2 separate regions of the Mus musculus genome follow, and region 1 is linked to region 2. A link is a loop called in an ENCODE intact Hi-C map of the cell type or tissue named here. Cell type or tissue: left cerebral cortex. All regions are shown on one strand. Each heading gives the region's core, and the rest is flanking DNA. Links, peaks and the distances in the headings are about the cores only. Region 1 overlaps Mylk (myosin, light polypeptide kinase). Region 2 holds the start of Hacd2 (3-hydroxyacyl-CoA dehydratase 2).

The links. Peaks named below come from ENCODE experiments on the same cell type or tissue, not always from the same donor. Only the 100,000 strongest peaks of a DNase experiment are listed, where the experiment ranks them.
Region 1: a loop joins it to region 2, with 2.6 times the contacts of the local background. A loop is called at or near these places in 1 of 42 quality-filtered maps.

Annotation. Positions count from the first base shown.
Region 1 is chr16:34,899,394-34,904,765 of GRCm38, reverse strand. Mylk (myosin, light polypeptide kinase) reads right to left here. Exons shown (of 32, transcript NM_139300.3): 11 at 5,253-5,372. Among named protein-coding and RNA genes, the nearest start is that of 1700119H24Rik, 37 kb to the left of the region's middle. In left cerebral cortex, for the core only: CTCF peaks have their summits at 2,311 (motif pointing left), 5,088 and 5,300; DNase peaks (open chromatin) are centred at 2,296 and 5,194.
Region 2 is chr16:35,022,031-35,027,402 of GRCm38, reverse strand. It overlaps Hacd2 (3-hydroxyacyl-CoA dehydratase 2), which reads right to left and starts at 4,982. Exons shown (of 7, transcript NM_023587.2): 1 at 4,768-4,982; 2 at 1,461-1,578. The coding sequence starts at 4,922. LOC105246106 (a long non-coding RNA gene) reads left to right here and starts at 5,058. Exons shown (of 5, transcript XR_876048.3): 1 at 5,058-5,332. In left cerebral cortex, for the core only: a CTCF peak has its summit at 2,924 (motif pointing left); DNase peaks (open chromatin) are centred at 4,530 and 5,061; H3K4me3 peaks cover 1,412 bases; H3K27ac peaks cover 933 bases.

The DNA.
Region 1 (5,372 bases), core at 317-5,316, 120 kb after region 2:
CCACTACAACCTCAGCCTTCTTAAGGTCTTAGCAGTTATAATCACACTCTAAACAGACAGGCAAGGAGTTGGTCTTTGCCAGCGAGGCCCGGAAACTATACTACCGTTTGTGCTGTCCTAACTGGGGCACATTTTGCCACTGGGAACATAAGGTTTTCACTTGGAATGGTATTTTTGGTCAAGGTCTGTGAGCCAGGAAATGGGGGCCTATGGTCTACAAAGGGCTGTAAAGCTGGGCAGTGATGAGCCTCTATAATTGTCCAATCAGTAAAGCAAGGCTCCAGTTCTGAGCTCTGAGCCAGAAGCACACATCGTGGCCTGCACACCTCCTCCCAGTGTGAAGGCCCCAGCCTGTAGACAATGAAAAGCTGGGGAGACACCGACTCCCCTTAGCTCGCTGCTTAGCTTAAGTTTCAAAGCCTGAGCAGATGCTCGGGCAGACCGAGGTTCTCAGGATAGCTTTAAACAGCAGGCTACATACAGACAATGCTGCTTCTCCTCCTTCAAGGACTCTCTGGAGTGAAAGGGTTAGAAAGGTGACCAGTGTGTTCGTCTGCCAGAGGGCAGCATCCGTGACTTAGGCCAGCAGCAGACAGATGATATAAGGTCCAAATGACACACCCAGAGTTGGTATGAGCAGAAGAGGAGGAGGAGGAGGAGGAGGAGGAGGAGGAGGCTGGGAGTGGCCACATGCCTAGGTGTTCAGAGTCAAGAACTTGGTTGCTTTTAAGGGCCCTGTTTTCCTCATTAGGAACTCTTCTCTAGCAAATGTCTTCATAAAACATATTTCACATCAGATTTTTTTTTTAACCTAATCCATGGTTTATGTCCTTAGGTACCCTTTACAGGCTCAGCATGCCTTTAGTTAAACAAACAAACCATTAGTCGAGGAACCATGTCAAAATAGGTACAATTAGCAGACTAGTAATTCATCTTGTTGCTTAAGAACTTAGCCTTGGCCGGGCAGTGGTGGCGCACACGCACACCTTTAATCCCAGCACTCGGGAGGCAGAGGCAGGCAGATTTCTGAGTTCGAGGCCAGTCTGGTCTACAGAGTAAGTTCCAGGACAGCCAGGGCTACACAGAAAAACCCTGTCTCAAAAAACCAAGCCCCCACCCCCACCCCCGTCAAAAAAAGAGAATTTAGCCTTGACACAGATACTGTGTGTATATGTGTGGGGGTGTAATTTGAAAATATCCTAGCCCAAGGAAGTTCCCTGCCCAGGACTCAGACCTGATAATACAGAGTTATTAACTGTTTTTAGATCTTCCAGAACACTGCAGGAACTTAGATTCATCCATTTGGATGGGGAGGGAAGGCTATGTTGCCTGGTTAGTGATGGGGAAACAGGTATATTTGATGAGGGGCTGTTGAGAGCTAATTCGCAGGTCTCTTAAAACCATAAGAGAGCACTGAGATCTTTGAGGACTGGGGAAGTTGAGGTAATGCCTCCCTGCATGTAGGGAAGACTTGTCCACCTCATTGCTCTCTGTCACTGCTCACCTGCTCACAAGGGCTCACAGGACAGGCCCTGTGCTAAATACAACAACAGGAGGACAACGGGTCTCCCTACAGGAAGACTGCAGATGCTTAAACAAGCAATCAGTTAATTCCTGAACCCACGAGGGCCTGCAGGGCACAACTCCCTCCAGCAATGTCCTGCCATTGTTCACCTGGCTCCAGCCACCGTGGGCATCTCGAGTAGGCTGGTGCTGCTCCCACCCCAGGGTCTGAGCACTGGCTGTGCTGCCTGTCGCCTGCCTAGAACATCATCCAGCACAGGGGTATAAGGATGGCAAGCAAGCACTGACCTCTATTCATTTCCTCAAGAGCATGAATTGGCATGTGTCGTTAAGCTAGCTCCGTCGCCATCAGAAGGAGGGATGGTAAGGGTGGGGCCTTTGTCTGACCTGTGTCTTACAGTGTCCCCAGACCAGATGAATGCAGGTACTTAGCAAAAAGTAAGTCAGTGCAACAAGGGACGCAGAGTGTTAACAGGGTTTATTCTGAGGTGAATAGGGAAGGCTTCTGGAAGAAAGTGGCATCGTTTGTGGGAGCTAGGTAGGCTTTCAGAGTACAACTACAGAGACAAGCAGAGTGGTCCACGTTCAGCATAGAATTTGCGCTCAAGTCTCGAAAGAACGAGGGGGTGGTGTGTGTGTGTGTGTGTGTGTGTGTGTGTGTGTGTGTGTGTGTGTGTGTGTGTGGAGGGGGCATGGCAGCTGCAGAATCAGCTCCTCACAGGGGGAAAAACCCGGCAAGTGGAAGGTAATGCATTGCCGCACTGCGACATCTTGTGGTCAGAGTCTTGAGGTGCAACACAGGAGCCCATGGCCTGAAGTTGGTCTCAATCAATTGCTCATGTTTCTCACGTTTGGAGCTGTGTAGCCCAGGCTGACCTTGAACTTCCAATCCCACCTGTTCTTTACCTATCAGACAGATAATCAAGAGGTTGATTTTTTCGTAAAACCACTTCCTGGGACATTCTTGTTTAAAGTTTGGACACCCAGCATCACGGCACATATGGAACATTCCATGGTCTGTGGACAAGGCGCCATCCGTCTATTTAGTCCTCATGTGCCAGGGCTCCCATGTCACACAGAGGAAGGTGGTGCCTGGAGAGTTGACACCCCGGTGTCAGGACTAGGAAGTGGTGAATGGAATTCAGGTCAGGCAGCTGGCTTTGGAATCACACTTTCCACCATGCCACACGGAGAGGGACAGAACGGGACCTGGGTAGCTTTAGGGCAGGACAGAGCAGCAAATGAAGCAGGTGGGAATATGTCCCCTAGCAACTCCCAGGGGTCTGGAGCCAGAGCAGCTGCTAAGAAAGTCAGAGTAACTCCAACACTGGTGATGGTTGCAAGATAATGCTTGGAACCTCTAAAGCACCTTGGGGCAGGGAGCCAGAAATGTCACTGTGCCAGGCTTCCTCTGCCAGCCCTGTGCAGGGAAGTCTGCATTGGGCCCAAGTGGTTGTGTCTGTCTTATTTTCCATTTATGGTTCTGAGCCTCAGTCTGGCTTGGCCAGGCCAGCAGATCCCCCACCCAGGAGGGCACTCACTCACTGGGCTGCTGACAGCAGATCCAGGGGTCCTGATGGAGCTACGTGGCAGCTTTTCTCCTTTTTCTTTAAGACATACTTAGATGGGCAACCATGCAACCCTCCCCAGCCTTCCCAACACCCCAGCATCAGGTGAACACCTCAGAGTTCTCTATCCTTCATCTGAAGACCCCTTACCTAACTCTCTCTCTCCCTCCCCCTCTCTCCCCACCTCTCTCTCCCCTCCCTCCCTCCGTCTCTATCCCTCTCCCTCTCTCTCTCTCTCACACACACACACACACACACACACACACACAGAGAGAGAGAGAGAGAGAGAGAGAGAGAGAGAGAGAGAGAGAGAAAGAGAAAGAGAGAGAGAGAGAAACAGAGAGACACAGAGAGACTGTTAGCTGAGCCTCTAATCCAACTTAAACACAAACAGTTGGAGGCAGACAGCGGATTAGCTGACTATCAGAGGAAGCTGTCCACACAAGACTGGGTAAGGAGGCCCAGCCTATATCATTCGTACTTTCTTGCCCACTGCAGACTGTCTAGCCTCTGGGAAAAAGGGGAAAGCCACTGCCCTGGGCTTCCAAGACCAGGCTGTGAACTGTGCTTCCCTGGAAGTCTCATACTATGTCCCCTGAGGCCCCCAAGCCATGCCATGAGAACTATGGAGATAAGTTGGTTTCATGTGTGGACCAGAAAAGATCTCACAGGCCACTGCTAGCTCTGACCCCAGTGTAGAAGGCTTCCTGGAAGGAAGGGGCAGACTGGTTCACACATGACTCCACACAGAGGCATTTCTTCAGAGAAATCCAAGTCTCTCCTGGCAGATGGATGCACAGGGCAGCCATGGACCACATTCTCTGTTAGAGAATTCCCCTGAGCCCTAGGGAAGGACAGCTCTCTTTCTCTTGCGGCCAGCCTCTGACTTCGGGTCATGGGAGGAGTCCTCTGAGAAAGGCCAGTTATGGGGTGACCTAGGCCTCTGTCCCAGGACCTGGGCTCAGAAGCCAGCTTTACCTATTACCCTGTGCTGTCCAAGTTTCACTGACGTCAAGGCCATTAGACCGTTCTGTATAAAACAGGGTCAACACTGCGCCCTGAGCCCTAAGGGTCTCTGTGAGGTGGTACAGCTCATGAGGGTAGGCAGAAGGCATTGTGTCCCTTTTCTGTCACCCCATCTCATGCAGCCACCCAGAATGTGGCTGTTCATACTCCAAGAGGGCTCTTCTGTGAGGCCTGAATTATGTGAGGACAAAAGAAATGAGGTGTCGTTTTCTGCTTGGCTGACAGGGAAGGCAGGCACACTCTACCCAGTCTAAGCATTCAGAAGGCACAGTCACTCTCAGGAGCTGGAGGCACAAGCTAAGGAAAGGTGGGACCAAGCTTACCTGCGGGCCTGGACACCTTCCTTTCCTAGAAACAGGCACCATAACCACCCACAGCCCAGCAGGGTCAGTCTCCAGCCTACACAATGCCTGCAGATCCCTGGCGACTAAGTGCTGGGGGATCAATGAATGACTGTGATAATCAGATTGCTTGGCAACAGGCTGGTGATGGTAGAAAACAAGCGTGGATGGGGGAAGGGCTGGGTCGGGTAGGTGAGGAATACCCAGTGATTCTTCAGGAGTCTCAGAATCTGCTTCACCACTAGTTCCTGAGGGCACAGAGCCATTTGTGAGACCTTGCATAGCAATGACACGTGAATACCCTCCTAAAGTCTTGCAGTGTCCATGAGCCAGTGGGGTCAAGGGATCCCTCCAATCCCTTGGATTACTGAGGATTGCCAGAGACCATCTCTTCCATCTGCCTGCCATGAGGGTCAGGTCAGGGACTTCCCCTCTCTCCTCTTCCTGCTTTCCTTTCTTTTTTCCTTCCTTTTATTTGTCAGGGTCTTGCTTTCTATATATCTCAGGTTGGCCTGGAAATCAGGATTTTCTCATGTTCCCTAGTGTTGGGATGTTAGCTGTGCTGCTGCGTGCCTATGCTCAAGACTTTCTCTGCAACCCGTGCTTTGTCCCTAGATGGTCCAGGAGCCCCTCTGCTCTGCAGCTGCCTGCCAGAAACCACAATTCCACTTAGATTCCAGTTCAGCTCCTTGGATCTGGGCCAGCCATCCTACGGTCTATAAACATTCTTTCTTCAATGCAGACAGTCGTCGGTAGGGGAAATACATCTAGCAGTGTGCTTGAAAGATCCTACCTTGGACGGTGACAGTGGCGCTGCAGGACACCTGCCCCATGGCATTCTCAGCCAGGCAGGTGTAGGTGCCACGGTCCTCTGGCAGGGCATCCTGGATGTGGAGCTCAGCCACGCCTGCCT
Region 2 (5,372 bases), core at 323-5,322:
CCTTGGAGGAGCCCAGAAGATCGTGAGTTGGATCCCAGAATTGGATGGTTAGAGAACAATTTTTGCTTTTGATTGTGATTGTGCTCTGATATGTTCCCTCTTGAAGGGAGAAACTATTTTAGTGGAGCCCACAGTTAAGAGACTTAATTGTAAAAGGACTTTGGATTTTAAAAGAGATGGATATTTTAAAGAGATTGAAATTTTAAGAATATGTAAAGACTGGGACGTTTAAAGTTATTTAGAGCCGGGCGTGGTGGCGCACGCCTTTAGTCCCAGCACTTGGGAGGCAGAGGCAGGCGGATTTCTGAGTTCGAGGCCAGCCTGGTCTACAGAGTGAGTTCCAGGACAGCCAGGACTACACAGAGAAACCCTGTCTCAAAAAACAAACAAACAAACAAAAAAATTAAAAAAAAAAAGTTATTTAGACCTTGGGGATGAATAAGAATGTAAGGGTTGAGGCTTACTAGTGATGTGTTTGTGTGTCAAGTTGACAAGGGGTCAATTGTACTGGCTAGTTTTGTGTCAACTTGACACAGCTGGAGTTATCACAGAGAAAGGAGCTTCAGTTGAGGAAATGCTTCCACGAGATCCAGCTGAAAGGCATTTTCTCAGTTAGTGATCAAGGGGGAAAGGCCCCTTGTGGGTGGGACCATCTCTGGGCTGGTAGTCTTGGGTTCTATAAGAGAGCAGGCTGAGCAAGCCAGGAGAAGCAAGCCAGTAAAGAATATTCCTCCATGGCCTCTGCATCAGCTCCTGCTCCCTGACCTGCTTGAGTTCCAGTCCTGACTTCTTTCAGTGATGAACAGCAATGTGGAAATGTAAGCTAAATAAACCCTTTCCTCCCCAAATTGCTTCTTGGTCATATGTTTGTGCAGGAATAGAAACCCTGACCAAGACATCCCTTTATTCCTAAAATTGTTTGAGTTGGATTTCTCTCAGCTGCACTTACAACGCAAACTACACTGACTCAGGAAAGAGGACCGAGGCAAGCACGGAACCACCAAACTCACTGCGAATCTCTAGTGTCTTTCCAAAGCCTTCAATAATGTGGATGCCTCAGGCAGGTTCAGCTCAATCTCCTGTCTATTATCATCAATACACCACCTCCACCAAATATGCTCACCGTTCCTGCTATATGGACCCTGAAAGTATCTGAGCCTGTCAACACCTTACCAGGGCACTTCTAGAATCTCTCAAAATTCTAAAAGAAGTTTGCATCATTTGATTTCCTTTAAAGCTGGAGATAAAACATATTCCAAGCAATACATTAAATGGAATTTTAACTTTTTTCCTTCATATTTCAAAGACCATCAATTTCATAAAACAAAATTTCCAAATTTAAAGCAAATCCAATAAGGATAGGGCTATTTCAGCATATTTTATCATACTTAGTAATGGTTATAAGTATCATATTTTCTACTTATAACATTTGGAATTAGTGACAAAAATCTCAAACGTACCTCCAGTAAGGCTCCTGTCTGGAAGAACTTCAAAGGCCTTTCTATTGAATAATAAAGGCTATGGTAGCTCCCCTTAGCCAGGTATGCTCTCACCAGCCCAACTGCTATCACCAGCCACCTAGTAAAAAACAAAGTACAATTAGAAGAGGAAAGCAAGAGTACGCTGGACTCAAGACAATAAAGACATAGGAATAGCAGAGCATGTTCAAAAGATTGAAAAAGACCCGAGATTTACCAAGTGCTGTGGTGTGCTGCCCACATGAAGGGCATGGTGCCGAGTAACATTATTGTGAGGTGGCACCGTTAAGAGCTGAGACCTAGTGAGATGTATTTAAGTCATCAGGGACATGCCCTGACAGAGCCTCTGGGACCCTGGGCCTCTTTCCTTCCCTCTTCTGTGGCATGGTCATGAGGTGAACAGTTCTGTTCCTGCTGTGTCACTGACCCAGTGTAAGGAGGCCCTCAACTGTGGGACGCAATCACCAAACTTTGCACCAAAACAAACCTTCCTTTTTTGCATGTGGATTATTTCAAGTGTGGTATAAAAATCACTGTCCTTCACAAAGACCACACTGTAGCACAAATAAGTGTTACACTACCTACAACATCCTGTAAAATAAAATTACGTGGTGGCAGCTCACTTGTCTAGAACTCGGCTCTCTGATAAACCTGTCTGCTGAGAACAAGGCCAATGCAAAGGGAATAAGTTATTATGGTCTTTGTGCAGTGAAATCAGGTCCCAGAAAGTCTAATGGAACGAGGGGCTCAATTTTAATTGATTTATGCTGTTAAAGGGTCTTTAATAATATTTAGACGGGAAAAATACTTTAAACTATTTTATACAAGTGCCTCAGTGGGACAGGTCCGTATATCGTGATCTTATTTAAATTACATACAAAATATGAATAAAAGTTGCCTTTGAAAATGGATAGTTTTCAATTTCTCAAGACCAAATGAGAAGAGATCAATAAGTGTATTGATTAGAAACCCACGAAACCAGAAAGCACCAGGACATCCAGTTGTGGGTCTTACCTTTCTGCTTGACCTTCCTCCTCAAAAAATTAATATTAGGCCTTGTGGCTTCCTGTTAAATTTTATAAGGAAGCAAATGGAACCTGGTCATTAAGGCCCATCTCAGAAAGAGCAGATTCAACTAAATGTACACACTCAACTAGGCAACAGTATATATGTTCTACACCTACAAACTATCATAGAGGGACATTAAATAAGGGTTTATAACAGAAGAAATAAATTCCTTACTAGCTTAACTGGCCAGCATGGGCAGTAACAAATTAATGTTCAAGTTGATTAAAGCATTAACTTCCCTCTCAAAATTCCGATTTCTGGGCTGGAGAGATGACTCAGTGGTTAAGAGCACTGACCTGCTCTTCCAGAGTTCAGTTCCCAGCAGCCACATGGTGGCCCGCAGCCACCTGGAATGAGACCTGATGCCCTCTTCTGGTGGGTCTGAAGACAGCAACAGAATACTCCCATACATACATAAGTAAGACCCTACTCCTCATTCTTGTGTTCATCGCCCAGAAAGGAGGTCTTTCCTCATTAGAGGACTGTGACATCGCTCTTCAATACAATGCTTCTACCAACATCTTTGCTAGAACAGGAATCGTACATATATGTGTATAGAGAGAGTTCTAAATGTTCTCCTAAAAAAATAATAATCTGGGGACATTTATGAGAACAACAACTTGTAGCTGCAATAGTTCTTTATTGACTTAAGTTTAGATCCAGGGATTTTGAGAACTTGTATAATCACATGCAAGCCTGTGTTCCTTTCTTTTCTTTTTCTTTTTTGTCTTTTTGGTTTTGTTTTTCTTTGAGACAGGATTACACTGTGTAGCCCTGGCTATCCTGAAACTTGCTCTGGAGACCAGGCTGTTCTTTAACTCAGAGATCCACCATGCCCAGCCTGAGGGCATGTTGTTTCAACACCTCCTATCTGCAATACTAACAATCAGCCTACCACCCTCCAAGCCTATTTCTTCATTAAAAAGCAACATAATTTCTTTAGGCTTACAACGTTTGTGCAAGTGTGTATTATTGGCCTGTGCTAATACCAGCATCTGAGGAACATACAAAATTAGCTGATTCAAGTAAAGTGATTTGAAACAGGGTTTCACCGTATATATGCATTTTGTGTATATTTTAAGTTTTGATCCCTGCCAACGTATTTCCTACTGTAAAAGATAATTAAGAATGGATTTTCAAAATACAGTTTTAAATTTTTTCTGTATACTTGAAAGTCTTACAAAAAAAAAAAAAAAGCCATAGTGCTAGCACAGTAGTAGAGTACAAGCAAGTGTGAGGCCCTAAGTTCAATCGCCAGCACCAGTAAACAAACGGATGAATGCTTGCTAGGGAGTCAAGAGTGGTGTGGCACAGGCCCCTGATTCCAACAGTCACAAGATTGAGGCAGGAGAATCACAAGTTCCAGGCGAGCCAGGACTACATAATGAGTTCTGGTCAAAAAGAAAAAAGAAAAAAAAAAAAAAAAAAAAAAAAAACGGGAAAAGAAAGAGAAAAGGGAAGGGAGAACAGAAGGCAGGAGAAATTGCACCTAAGAAGTTTTACGACTTAGGAATTTCCTGACAATTTAAATTTATATGGTGATCCAGCTCACCAAAACCACCGGATTGCGAAACTGGATTCACCTAGCCCAACTCTACCTAACTGGGGGGGAAACAAAAAAACAAAAACAAACAAAAAAAAAAAAAAACCAAACCCACTAGAGACCCAGAGAAAGAAGCAGGTTTCTTCAAAGTCCCAGGGCGAGTTGTGTGAGAACTGGAACTAAAAGCCCTGCTATGAAGAGACAGACTTGAAATGGGGTAGACACCATCCCCAGAGTCGATTCTCTCCCTATCTCAACTTGCCCCAAGAAAATCTAAGTAATCCCCCTCCAAAGTCTCCGCCCCGGTCTCGGACCGCTCCGGCTCGGGCGGCTGGCGGAAAACTTCGACCACGTTCCTACCGCCTCCCAGACGAACGCTCCCGCCTGGGTTTTGAAAGCGGCCGCCTAAATGAATGATCTCCGCAGCCAGGCGGGCTTCCTCGCCGGGCTGGGGAAGTGCTGACCGGCCGCCCGGGGCTGGCCTCCGCGCCGCGCCGCGCCGCACCTGTGGCCCGCCCGCTCGCCCGCCCGCCCGCTCGCCCCGCCGCGGCCCTGACCAGGCAGCTCTGCGGCCAGCCTGCCCCATGCTCGCCCCGCGGCCGCCCCGGGCTGCGGGTCCGACCCCGCCGGTCACAGAGCTCGCTCCCCGCCTCCCCGGGGAGGGAGCTCCAGCCTCACCCCGCCGTCATCACCACATTGTAGATGACCAGGTACGCCGTGGCCACAGGCCCGGGGCCCTTCTTCTTCCGCGCGCCGCTGCTGTCGCCAGCCCCGACTCGGCCACTGCCGCCCCCATTCCCCTTGGTCGCTGCAGTCGCCGCCGCTGCCGCCATGTCAAGCGCCCGCAACCCCGCTCCCCTCGCGCCTGCACCTCAGACCCAACTGGGCTCTACGAGGGGGCGGAGGAAGGGACGAGGGAGAGGCGGGGCCGCGGCACGGGGCGGAGCCGGGACAGCGCCCACGGGGGCCGCCATCTTGGATGAGGGCAAAGACGCTCCAGGCGCTCGTCTCCGTAGCCGCCATCTTGGATAGGGGTAATTTCCTCCCAACTTCCGGCGCACAATCCGTGTGGGCATCCAGCGCCAGGTTTGATCAGGTTAATGTGAACCTGGGCCTCACTTGTCAGGCCTGTTCTTACGGATAATTTGTCTCTGGTCATTTGCTATCTTATGACCATCTCTTCCTGCTGGATCCAAATGATATGTCCTGGTCCTCGGTAACTTTAGCCTCTACCAGGTACCAGGTATCTTTACCCCTGTACACAGTTGCCCAAGTAGCTAGAG